Regions from separate parts of the Homo sapiens genome. Here region 2 is linked to region 1. The links are chromatin loops, found by intact Hi-C in ENCODE. Cell type or tissue: mammary epithelial cell. All regions are shown on one strand. Each heading gives the region's core, and the rest is flanking DNA. Links, peaks and the distances in the headings are about the cores only. Region 1 has its middle 21 kb from the start of TTC1. Region 2 overlaps LOC105377684 (a long non-coding RNA gene).

What was found. Peaks named below come from ENCODE experiments on the same cell type or tissue, not always from the same donor. Only the 100,000 strongest peaks of a DNase experiment are listed, where the experiment ranks them.
Region 2: it touches region 1 in a loop (6-fold over the local background); 8 of 110 quality-filtered maps call a loop at or near these places.

What each region holds. Positions count from the first base shown.
Region 1 is chr5:159,985,414-159,990,795 of GRCh38, reverse strand. It overlaps a transcript of ADRA1B not described here. Among named protein-coding and RNA genes, the nearest start is that of TTC1, 21 kb to the left of the region's middle. In mammary epithelial cell, for the core only: a CTCF peak has its summit at 3,236 (motif pointing right); a DNase peak (open chromatin) is centred at 3,285; H3K4me3 peaks cover 381 bases.
Region 2 is chr5:159,528,850-159,534,231 of GRCh38, reverse strand. All of the region lies in intron 2 of LOC105377684 (a long non-coding RNA gene), which reads right to left. Among named protein-coding and RNA genes, the nearest start is that of LINC01845, 65 kb to the right of the region's middle. In mammary epithelial cell, for the core only: a CTCF peak has its summit at 2,480; a DNase peak (open chromatin) is centred at 871.

The sequences.
Region 1 (5,382 bases), core at 149-5,148:
ATGTACAGCGGGCAAATAAGCACATAAAAAGATGTTCAACATTATTAGGCTTTAGGGAAATACAAATTAAAGCCACAAGAGAGCACTACAAACCAATTAGAATGACTAAAAATGAAACAGAATAATATACTAGGTGTTACTAAGGATGTGGAGCAGCCAGAAATCTCATGCATTGTTTGGAGAAACATGAAATAGCACAGCAACTTTGGAAAACAGTTTGGCAGGGTTTTTTTTGTTTTGTTTTGTTTTTAAGATGGAGTCTGGCTCTGTTGCCCAGGCTGGAGTGCAGTGACATGATCTGGGCTCACTGCAACTTCCACCTCCCAGGTTCAAGTGATTCTCCTGCCCCAGCCTCCCAAGTAGCTGGGATTACAGGCACCTGCCACCATGCCTGGCTAATTTTTTTGTATTTTTAGTAGAGACGGGGTTTCACCATGTTGGCCAGGTTGGTCTAGAACTCCTGAAGTCAGGTGATCCGCCTGCCTTGGCCTCCCAAAGTGCTGAGATTACAGGCGTGAGCCACTGCACCTGGCAGTTTGGCAGCTTTTATAAAATTAAACATACACTTACCATACAACCCAGCAATCTGACTCCTAGGTATTCATTCAAGAGAAAGGAAGACCTGTATGCAAATGTTTATGGCACCTTTATTTACAATCTAATGTCCATAAACTGGTGAATTAATAAACAAATTGTAGTATATCCATACACTGGAATACCACTCACTGATAAAAATGAATGAATTACTGACACATACAACAACATGGATGAATCTCAAAGGCATTATTTTAAGTGGAAGAAAGCCAGACATAGAAGGATACATAGGGTATGATTTCATTTATAAGACATTTGGGAAAGGTAAAACTATAGGGGAGATTAGTGGTTGTCAGGGCTGATGAAGGAAGAGGAGTTTAACAGCACAGGGGCCTGAGAGAGATTTTTGGGGTGATGAAAATGTTCTGTATTTTGATTGTGGTGTTGGTTATATGATTGCATACATTTGTCAAAACCTATCATACACTTAAAATCTTACACTTAAAATAGTGAAATTCATTTTATATAGTGAATTTTATTTTATATAAATCTTACCCCCCCAAAAAAACTGACTTAAAAGACTTACTTGAAAATCAACAACAAACACAAATAAGTTGATTTAAAAAATGAGCAAAGGACTTGAATAAATGTTTTTCCAAAGAAAATATGTAAATGTCCAATAAGCACATGAAAAGATGCTCCACATCACTAATGATTAGGGAAATGCAAATCAGAATCTCTGTGAGGTATCATCTCACACCCATTAGAGTGCTTACTATAAAACAAACACCAGAGTGCGGTGGCTCACGCCTGTAATCCCAGCACTTTGGGAGGCCTAGGCGGGTGGATCACGAGGTCAGGAGATCGAGACCATCCTGGCTAACACAGTGAAACCCCGTCTCTACTAAAAAACAAAAAATTAGCCAAGCGTGGTGGTGGGAACCTGTAGTCCCAGCTACTCGGGAGGCTGAGGCAGGAGAATGTTGTGAACCCAGGAGGCAGAGGTTGCAGTGAGCCGAGATCACACTACTGCACTCCAGCCTGGGCGACAGAGCGAGACTCCATCTCAAAAACAAACAAACAAACAAAGAAACAAAAAAACCAAACACCAGAAAAATAACAAAGTTGGTGAAGAGGTGGTGAAAATTGGAACCCCTGTGCACTGTTGGTGGGAATGTAAAATGTGCAGCCACTGTGGAAAACAGTATTGGAGTTCCTCAAAAAAATCCATTTCTAGGCATATATCCAAAAGAATTGAAAGCAGTGTCTGGAAGAGATATTTATATGCCCATCCTCATAGCAGCATTATTCACAATAGCCAAAAGGTAGAAAGCAGCCCAAATGGCCATCAATGTATGGCCTCAAGTAATCCTCCTGTTTTAGTCTCCTGAGTAGCTAGGAATATAGGTGCATATCACCAAACCTGGCTAATTTTTAAAATTTTTTTTGTAGAGATGGGGTCTTGCTATGTTGTCCAGGCTGGTCTCAAGTTCCTGGGCTCAAGTGATCCTCCCATTCAGCCTCCTAAACTGTTGGGATTGCAGGCATGCACCACCATGCCCGGCCACAGATGTAATTTGAATTTTATCTCCCTAACTAGTTCTGAAACTCTCTAGGAAAGAGACTCAGGTGTAGACGTACCTCTATGGCATGGGTGAGTTCAGTAAATCTACTTCTGTAGTGTCAGTTGGACTTTCTGTCTCTTGGTTGTCTCCTCCTGGAGAGGGGAAGGGCCAGTGATACAGAGAATCTCAGCATTGTAAAGGACTGTGGTCTCTTACCACTTTTAGAGTCTGACACCTGCTGAGATGCATATTAGCTTCCTAAAGCTGCTGTAACAAAGCATTACAAAATAGTGGCATAAAGCAACAAACATATTGATTCTCTTGCAGTTCTGGAGGTCAGAAGTCTACAGTCAGTTTTACTGGGCTAAAGTCAAGGTGTCAGCAGTGGGATTCTTTCCCGAGGCTCCTGGGGAGAAGCTGTTTCCTTGACCTTTCAAGCTTTCAGAGTCTGCCCACATCCTTTGGCTCACGGCCTCCTTTCCCCATCTTCAAAGTCTCCCATCTTCAAAGTCAGCAGTGTGGCATCTTAAAATGTCCGTCCCTTTGTTCTCCTGCTTCTGTTGTCACATTGTCTTCTGTCTGTTTCCTTTTGTGTTCCTCTTATAAGACCCCTTGTGATATCAGGCCCACCAGGATAATCCAGGCTAATCCCCCCATCTCACGATCCTTAACTTGATTAGATCTGCAAAGTCCCCTTTGCCATAACGGGTAACATTCACAGGTTCCAGGGATTAGGATGTGAACATATTTTGGGCGGCCGGCCGAGGGGGGGCATTCTTCAGCCTACCACAAAGACTACAAAGTCCACGAGGAGAAGCGACACGTCTGCTTGATCACTACTTACCACCAATGGCTTGCACATTGCCTGGCACTTGGTCCATAGACCATATAAAATTAGTCAGACTCATGAAAAGTGTGCACCCCTTTTCCAGAAAAATATTACATTGTTTATAGCATTTTAGAGAGCTCCCAGATTCCCTGAAGCCAGCGCACGGACCCCAGGTTAAAGCATTCCTAACCTAGAATTCTAGAATATCTGACTGCATCTATGAAGGAATAAGGGAAGTGCCGCAGGGCCGCACCAGCTGAATTGCCAAGCAGCCTCGTTTCTTTGCACTCCTGTCGCTTAGGCGCGTTGGCCAGCGGGTGGCGCGCGGGTCCACCTCAACGCCGAGCTTGCCCCACGTCAAGCACCTGCTCAGGGGAAAGGGGCGTGGAGCGGGCTCGGTCACTGCAGTGTCTAAAGAGCTGCTTCCCAGTCTCTGCACGTAAGGAGGAAGGATGCCCCGCTCCAGGCGGCGAGGAAAGGCCCCAGGAGGCTTCGTCTTCTTTGCTGCGCTCTGCTGGAGACGCCGCGGCGCCGGCCCGCTGAGCCCGCAGGAGAGACCCGCGCACCTGGGCGCCCCCGCCGCAGGAGGATCGGAGCTCCTGGCAACGGCAGAAAACACAGAAACCCGAAGGCAAATATTTACGGGCCTGCAGAGGAAGAAACTGAAACCTCTACGCGTGATTTAAAAGGCATGATAACAACTGCTGTTTGGTTTCTGGAACCGGGCTCGTCCAGCTTCTTACAACACCGTCCTTTAGCCCGTAGGCCCGGCTCCCCCGCCGCTGGGGGCAGGGTGTGGACGTTAACCACCTGGGAAGTGACGGGTCGATGACAAGCTTACTTTCTCTGGAGCCATCCTGGGTTCTAGGGACCCTTAAGGCAGAGGGCAGGTAGAAGTTACACCTGGAAGCAGCACCATCAGAGATTGGGAAAGAGAGGAAGCTGCTTTTCCAACTCGGTGTTTAGCAAAGTGGACCCTGTTAAGACAGTAGGCGCCGTTGAGGGGGGAGTAAAACCTAGCCCTTACCCGGCAATGTAAGCTGGATCACCCATGCCCCTGGAATTACGATGGGGCTAACGTCTCCAAAAACCCATCGTAAAGTGGATAGATCGTAAATCGAGCCCTCCTGAGTCACTGACCATCTGTGCAATGCTTCTCAATATCTGGTCCATGGACCAACTGTATCATTTCTTTAAAACGCAGATTACTGGGTCTTATTTCTATCTGCTAAATCCGTTAGACGGGGCTGGAGGTGACTGTGAGTCGGTATTTTTAATCAGCTCACTGAGTGATTCTTCTCCTCTCTGAGTTTGAGAATCACAGCTCCAGCTCTTGGTACTAAAAGCTGTCGGTTCAAATAAAAGAGCCAGCCTCAGAGCACACACCTCTTTTCCAAGATGACTCTCTCTAGTCTCACAAGTCAGAGGGTGCAAATTAGGTCACGTGAGTGTGAATAATCAATATTTTCTGTCTAGGTTGGATATACTGGCTTACACCTGTAATCCCAGTGCTTTGGGAGGCCAAGGCAGGAGGATCACTTGAGGCCAGTAGTTTGAGATATGCCTAGGCAACATAGTGGGGCTCTGTCTCTACAAATTTTAAAGATTAGAAGATCATGGTGGCATGCACCTGTAGTCCCAGCTACTTGGGAGGCCGAGGTGAGAGGATCCCTTGAGCCAGGAGTTCGAGGCTGCAGTGAACTATGACTGTGTCACTGCATACCAGCCTGGGTGAGCATTGTCTCTTAAAAGAAAATCTGTCTATTAGTCCTCACCTGTGAAACTCAGGCCCTCTTAAAAAGGCTCCCTAGATATTTCTGGGGGCCCTGTGGGTTCCTTTCTTCCCACCACCTTCTTAATAACTGCTTTCAGCAAGTTGCATTAAAGAGTAGTCACTGCTGCTGATGCTTCTGGTGCTTCTGTGAGCTCTCCTTCTCCTTCAGGGCTATGCTATGTCCCAGCCCTCCCAAAGTTGCAAAGCCTCAAGGGCTAGACGGAACTCTCTTCCCTTCAGGTCCCACAGTGCCTTGTTCCAAGCAGAATGCTCCTCTTCGCAATGCAGGATCAGGCTTTGTCACCAGGTCCCAGAGGCAGCACTGCTTGGCCTCTCAGTGATCCAGAGTCCTTTGAGGAAAGAGTTTCTTCCAAGATTATTTCCAGTCCTTTTCCAGACCCTTTGGTGTGCTGGTAAATAGCTCTACAAAAAAGAAAAGAAAAAGGAGCCCTGATGTGTAGTGTTTGTCAATTTCTGTGGTGTACATATTCCCATCAGCATATTTCAAGCTGTTGGTACAATGTCACTGAACACAAAGTTGAACAGAGATGCTTATAAACTGCTCTGAGCCGGTACAAGTCAGCTTTAGCATGCTACTACTTGGGGCCTGGCCAGAGACCAGATATTAAGACATCATTCATTCATTCAATAAGTATTTAAGGAGTGCCTGCTGTGTGCCA
Region 2 (5,382 bases), core at 201-5,200, 460 kb after region 1:
TTGCCCATGATCACGTGGCTCACTGGTGGCAGAGCTAAAGCAGTATCCAGGACTGCTGGTTCTTAACATTAAAATACAAATCACCAAGCATAAAGCTCAGTAGCAGCAGCAGAGGCACAAGTGGCAATTATAAAGCTCTATATGTAAGTGTTTTTACATATTAACTCATTTAAATCTCGTAACAGCCCATACGGTAGTTACTATTATTCTCTTTATCCTAATGAGGAAACTGAGGCACAGGGAAGGAAAGTCACCTTCTTACCAATAAGTGGTAGAGTCAGCATTCAAACCCAGGCTGGCTTTGGCATTCAGATTCTTAAGGCACTTAGTAAGCAAAGAATAAATAATGGATGAATGAATGAGTGGATGAATAAAATATCAAATGATTGCAAACTGTTCTGGAATACCCTATCAGGTTTTATCCTTCTCTTTGTCTCAAAACCAACGGATTGAAGTGGAAATGCATCACACCCCTGTTAGCATCTGTTTAAAGGGCACAGGAGCTGGAGTCAGACATACCTGAATTCAAAAGCAGCTTTTCTGCTCATTAGCTGTATAACTTTGGGAGAGTCACAAAAATCTACTTAAACCTTAGTTTTCTAACATGTAAAAGAGATGCAAGGATAGTGGCCATCTCCTAGGGTTATTGTAATGAAAATAAAACAAAGTCATTAAAAGGAACGATTATTTTAAACACTGCCACATATTTTTGCTGCCATGTTTGGTTTTCAAATAAGCTTGACGTTGTCTTAATAGTTGTAAAGCCCCCTGAGGGCAAGGCACTGTTCCTTGAACTTCTTTATCTCCAGGATCCCCTGCTGACTGTATTAATGAGACCTTACTCACTGATAGGGATCAGCCTCAGTGACTGTTGCTGTGTTTACATACCAAGAGGGTGAAGAAACGCTTCTTCAAGGCATAGTTTCTCTGACCCGTCCCTCACCCGGTTTCTCCTTTTACAGAGAGAACGCAGGAATGCACAGAGAAACTTCTATGAACAGCAGAAGATGAACTTTGTTTTAGAGAAAAGTTACCTTGAAAAATAATTGAACAAGGCATCAACAGCAGACTTCCCCACCCTGGTTTGTGACCTTGGGCAAATTGCTTTGTCACTCTGTGTATCTATTTCTCTTCCTGTAGAATAAGCAGGACAATTGTTCAGGTCTCTAAGGGTTCTTGACTGTATTAACATTCTAATTCTTCGAGTCCTCATTCAATGATTCTCAAATTCCCCACCTACCCCTCTTAGGCTTCACTATGTGACATTGATGGGAAAGAACAAGGCTCTCATCAAATGAGAAGTGCATAAAAATTATTAAGCATTATAACATCCATAAAACCATTAGAGCTACTATACATTGAGCACCTACTCTATGTCACCTGCCATGTTCACACTTGCACACATAACCGTTTCAACAACCCTAGGTGGTGGATATTATTGTTCTGATGTTACAAATAGGGAAACTAGGCTCAGAGCATTTAAGATACAGGCCCAAGGTCACATAGCTAGTAAGTGGCATGGGTGGGATTTGAATCCATTTTTTTGTGATCCAGGTTACATTATTGGTTTAAAAAGTGAAAGCAAAATGGTAAATGATTTGTATAATATACTACAATTTAGCCAAGAAAAGTGAGGTGGTGAGTACAACTCATACAACCACAGGAAACATTGTATATCTATATCTATATCTATGCAATAGAAAACCTGTAAAAATGTTAAGTGGTTACTTATAGTGGGAGTGAGGAAATTGAGTGGAGATGGCAGAGACTTCTTTTAACATATCTTGTTTTAAAAAGTACTCCCTAAATATCCAAAGTAAAATGAAACGAAACAGAAATTTGTAACCAGTCATTGACATAACCACATAGAGAAGAACTTCTCAAAGTGCTTTAAAGTGCTTCAGCTCTGCTTCAAAGCACAGTTATGTGACTGTACATCCCTACTAAGATATAGCATAAGAAAAAAAGAGAACTGGAGAAAACAAATTATTTATAATAATTATACTAATGGTGGTAGTGTTAGTATTGTTAGCCTGAGATGGTTGTGAATGTAGTTTGGGATAAATCAAATGAATCATTTTGTGGGTGTCATTGAAAACCAGGAATTTCAACATGGGAGAAAGGAAACATGTATATATATATATATATATATATATATATATGATAGATGATGGTAGCTAAAATCCTGGAATTCTGAATTTCAATAAAAACTACTTGTATGATGCATATCAGTACAGGAAAGGCCTAGCAACAGCAATCCAGAAGCACTGAGCACTCCTTGTGCCTAGTTTGCTATCTATAAATACCACTTCTTGCTAAAAGAAGTCCAGGATCCTTGGCAAAGTGACTCATTTCATGTCTGGGGCAGGTAATGTGCAAAATGAGCCTGGAGAATCTGTCATATCAAAAAGCAAGGAAACTATAAAAAATTACTAGGATTCTGTCAAATGAACTCAGGAGCCAATATGAAGAGACTCCTACTGGCCAAAAATGAGATAATTTGAGAATTAATAACTTACAAATGATATCTAGTATGTTTAAATCCATGATATTTAAAAACATCCATAGTCACCCTTAGAAGTTGCTGCAGAACCAGCACATTATTTAGAGAACTGGTGAAAAAAAAAAAAGAAGGTAAAGGGTAAAGAATTGAATATTAATCATGTTTTTCTATGAGAATTATGCCTCAGCATAATCATGAGAGAAAGTTTCTCTGTAGAGAAGCATTCTACCTAATTAACAAAAAAAGGCAGAATATAGAATTAGTCTATCACCATTTTGCAATTCCTAATGAATTAATGCACCTAAGCAATGACCAGTGACTGCTCACATTTCAGAGAGGGACAATCAAATACAGTGTGCCTTCTGCTAGATAAAGAGAGCACCACCGATGAAGTAGCCTTGCCAAAAGAAATTGATAGTGAATTTAATCAAAATTCAACATCCAACTACTGATTGACAGAAAACACAGGGGACCAGGAATCTGTTAAATATCACCACAAAGATGTCATCAGCAAGATCAAGATGTGGGAAACTCTGCAGGACAACCCACCCAGTTTCTTTTCCAAAATACTGGTGAGGAAAATTATTTAAAGAGAGAAATGAGACAGAACCTGTAGATTACAAGGGACCTAAGAGATGCAGTAATCAATTACAACGTACGGGCCTTGTGTGGACCCTGACTCAAATGAACAAACAAAAACAAATAACAACATCTTTTTATAAGACAAGTAGGGAAAAGTGAACAAACATCTATTATATTATTTTTTTGATGATATCAAATAATCATATAATGTATGATGCATCATAATTACAAATCCATTTGTAATTATTAATATTTTTAAGTGTGATAATGCCATGACTGTGCTTTTTTTTTTTCAAGAGCGCCTATCTTTTAAAAAATAAAACTAAGATATTTACCTACGAAGTTATATGCTGTCTAGGATTTGCTTCATAGTAATGCAGGGGGAGAGAGGTTGGGGAAACAGATGACGTAAGACTGGCCGTGAGCTGATAATTGTTGGAGCTGATGGTAAAATGGTAACTTTCACTAGTTTACTTATAGATAAGTTTGATATTTTCTCCAATAGAAAGGGTAAAAGCAAAACTCTCACAGTGCCACTGATGGAGAATCCTAGATGCATGGCCCTTGTTTGTGTGGCCACCTTGGGACGGCATAGGCTGATAAAGAAACCGTGGTCTCCTCTCCTCGATCCCGTTCACAGCCATTGATCTCCAGAGGAGTCATGGTCTCTCTCCTCCCCCAGGGTACAAGCAGTGCAAAATGAGAGGCCTGAGAGCAAGCACCAACATTATATTCTCAGCTGCAGAAATCAATATTCCTCTTCAGAGCCTGAGGTGGGAGAAGGCGCCTGGCACCTAGTCTGAACTGCAGCTCTGAGGGCAAAAAGCGAGTTGTGTTGGCCTCACTTTCTTTGCCTTTCCTTGAGAGTGCTACAGATTCCCTTTCAGAGCTCAGATGCCCGCAGGTTGGTGTAGACTACTTATAGATTTCCACAGGCTCCCAGGGCCGGAGGGGCTGACAGGCGTGGAACTGGCCACAGCACAGGGCCATTTCTTTCCCAGTCTTGATAGATCTCCTCAGAGTTTTCTCCATCTCCATATTCATCGCCACCACCTGTGTGGTCTACTGCAGAGTGTCCTAGCCAATCTCCCTCCTCCTTTCGTTCTCTGCTCCTCCCAGCTACTACCTAGCCCTCCGAACCATTTGATTCTCCACATTGTAGTCAAGGTGACTTTTTCAGAGCCCAAAACTTATTAAACCAACCTGCTCTGGCTTCAAACCCATTGCTCTGAGGCTGAAGACTCAGATACTCAATGTGGTTTCAAAGATCTATACCATCTACCCTTCACTGGCCTTATCCCACACTACAACCCTCCATTTTCTTTGTTCCCCAGTCCCTTGTCTTTCTTGTCACAGAGTTTTTCTCATGCCATCATTTATTCATTTAGCAAATATTAGTCAAGGATCTACCATGTGCTAGGCATACATACAACTTAAATAACTTTACTGATTCTTCAGATGTCAGCCCTAGTGCTCCTTTATCAGGTAACTCTCCTCGACATTCTTGATTATGACTTTGTTCCCCTGTTTTATGCTCTTCTGGCATTGAGCATATCCCTTTGTAGTCCTTCTACTTACACTTTTAGTGGTGTGGATAATTGATTTCTTCTTCCCCCCACTAAACTATAAGCTCATGGGAGCAAAGATTATGTATGATTCTGTTCACCATTCATATCCCCAGGCACCTAGCACTGTGCCTGGCACACAGTAGATTTTGGTAGACTAAAGCTGGCTGCACATTTTTTTCAACTCGTCATCAAAGGATGGAGTCTATTTTGCTTCCCCTTGAATCTGGGGTGGCTCCATGACTTGTTTTGATCACTAGAATACTACAGAAATGACACTGTGCAACTCCTGAGGATGGGCCTTAAAAGACCTGTAACCTCTGCCTCTGCCTTGGCCACTTACAGAGTTTCTTTCAGGAATCTAGCAGACATCCTGTGAGGAAGCCCAAACAGCTCTGTGGAGGGACTCACATAAGAGAGAAACAAGGCCCTTGTTTGAACAACTGGTATCTAAGTGCCCCACCCAACACCATGAGAAGAAGAATCTCCCATTTAACCCATAAGGTCTTGAAAAATTGATTATTATTTTAGTACACCAAGTTTTGGAGTGCTTTGTTAGCAACCATAGGTCAGCAAAAAAAAAAAAAAAAATAGAGGTTCAAAAAAATACATGGAAAATCAATAAATAGTCCATTGTTCTTTGAGTCTTATTCAGTCCATAGTGCATATGTGGAACCTCTACATAATGTTAGAGCCCTGGAAGAGCGTGGTCATAAAATGTGGAAGTCTTCA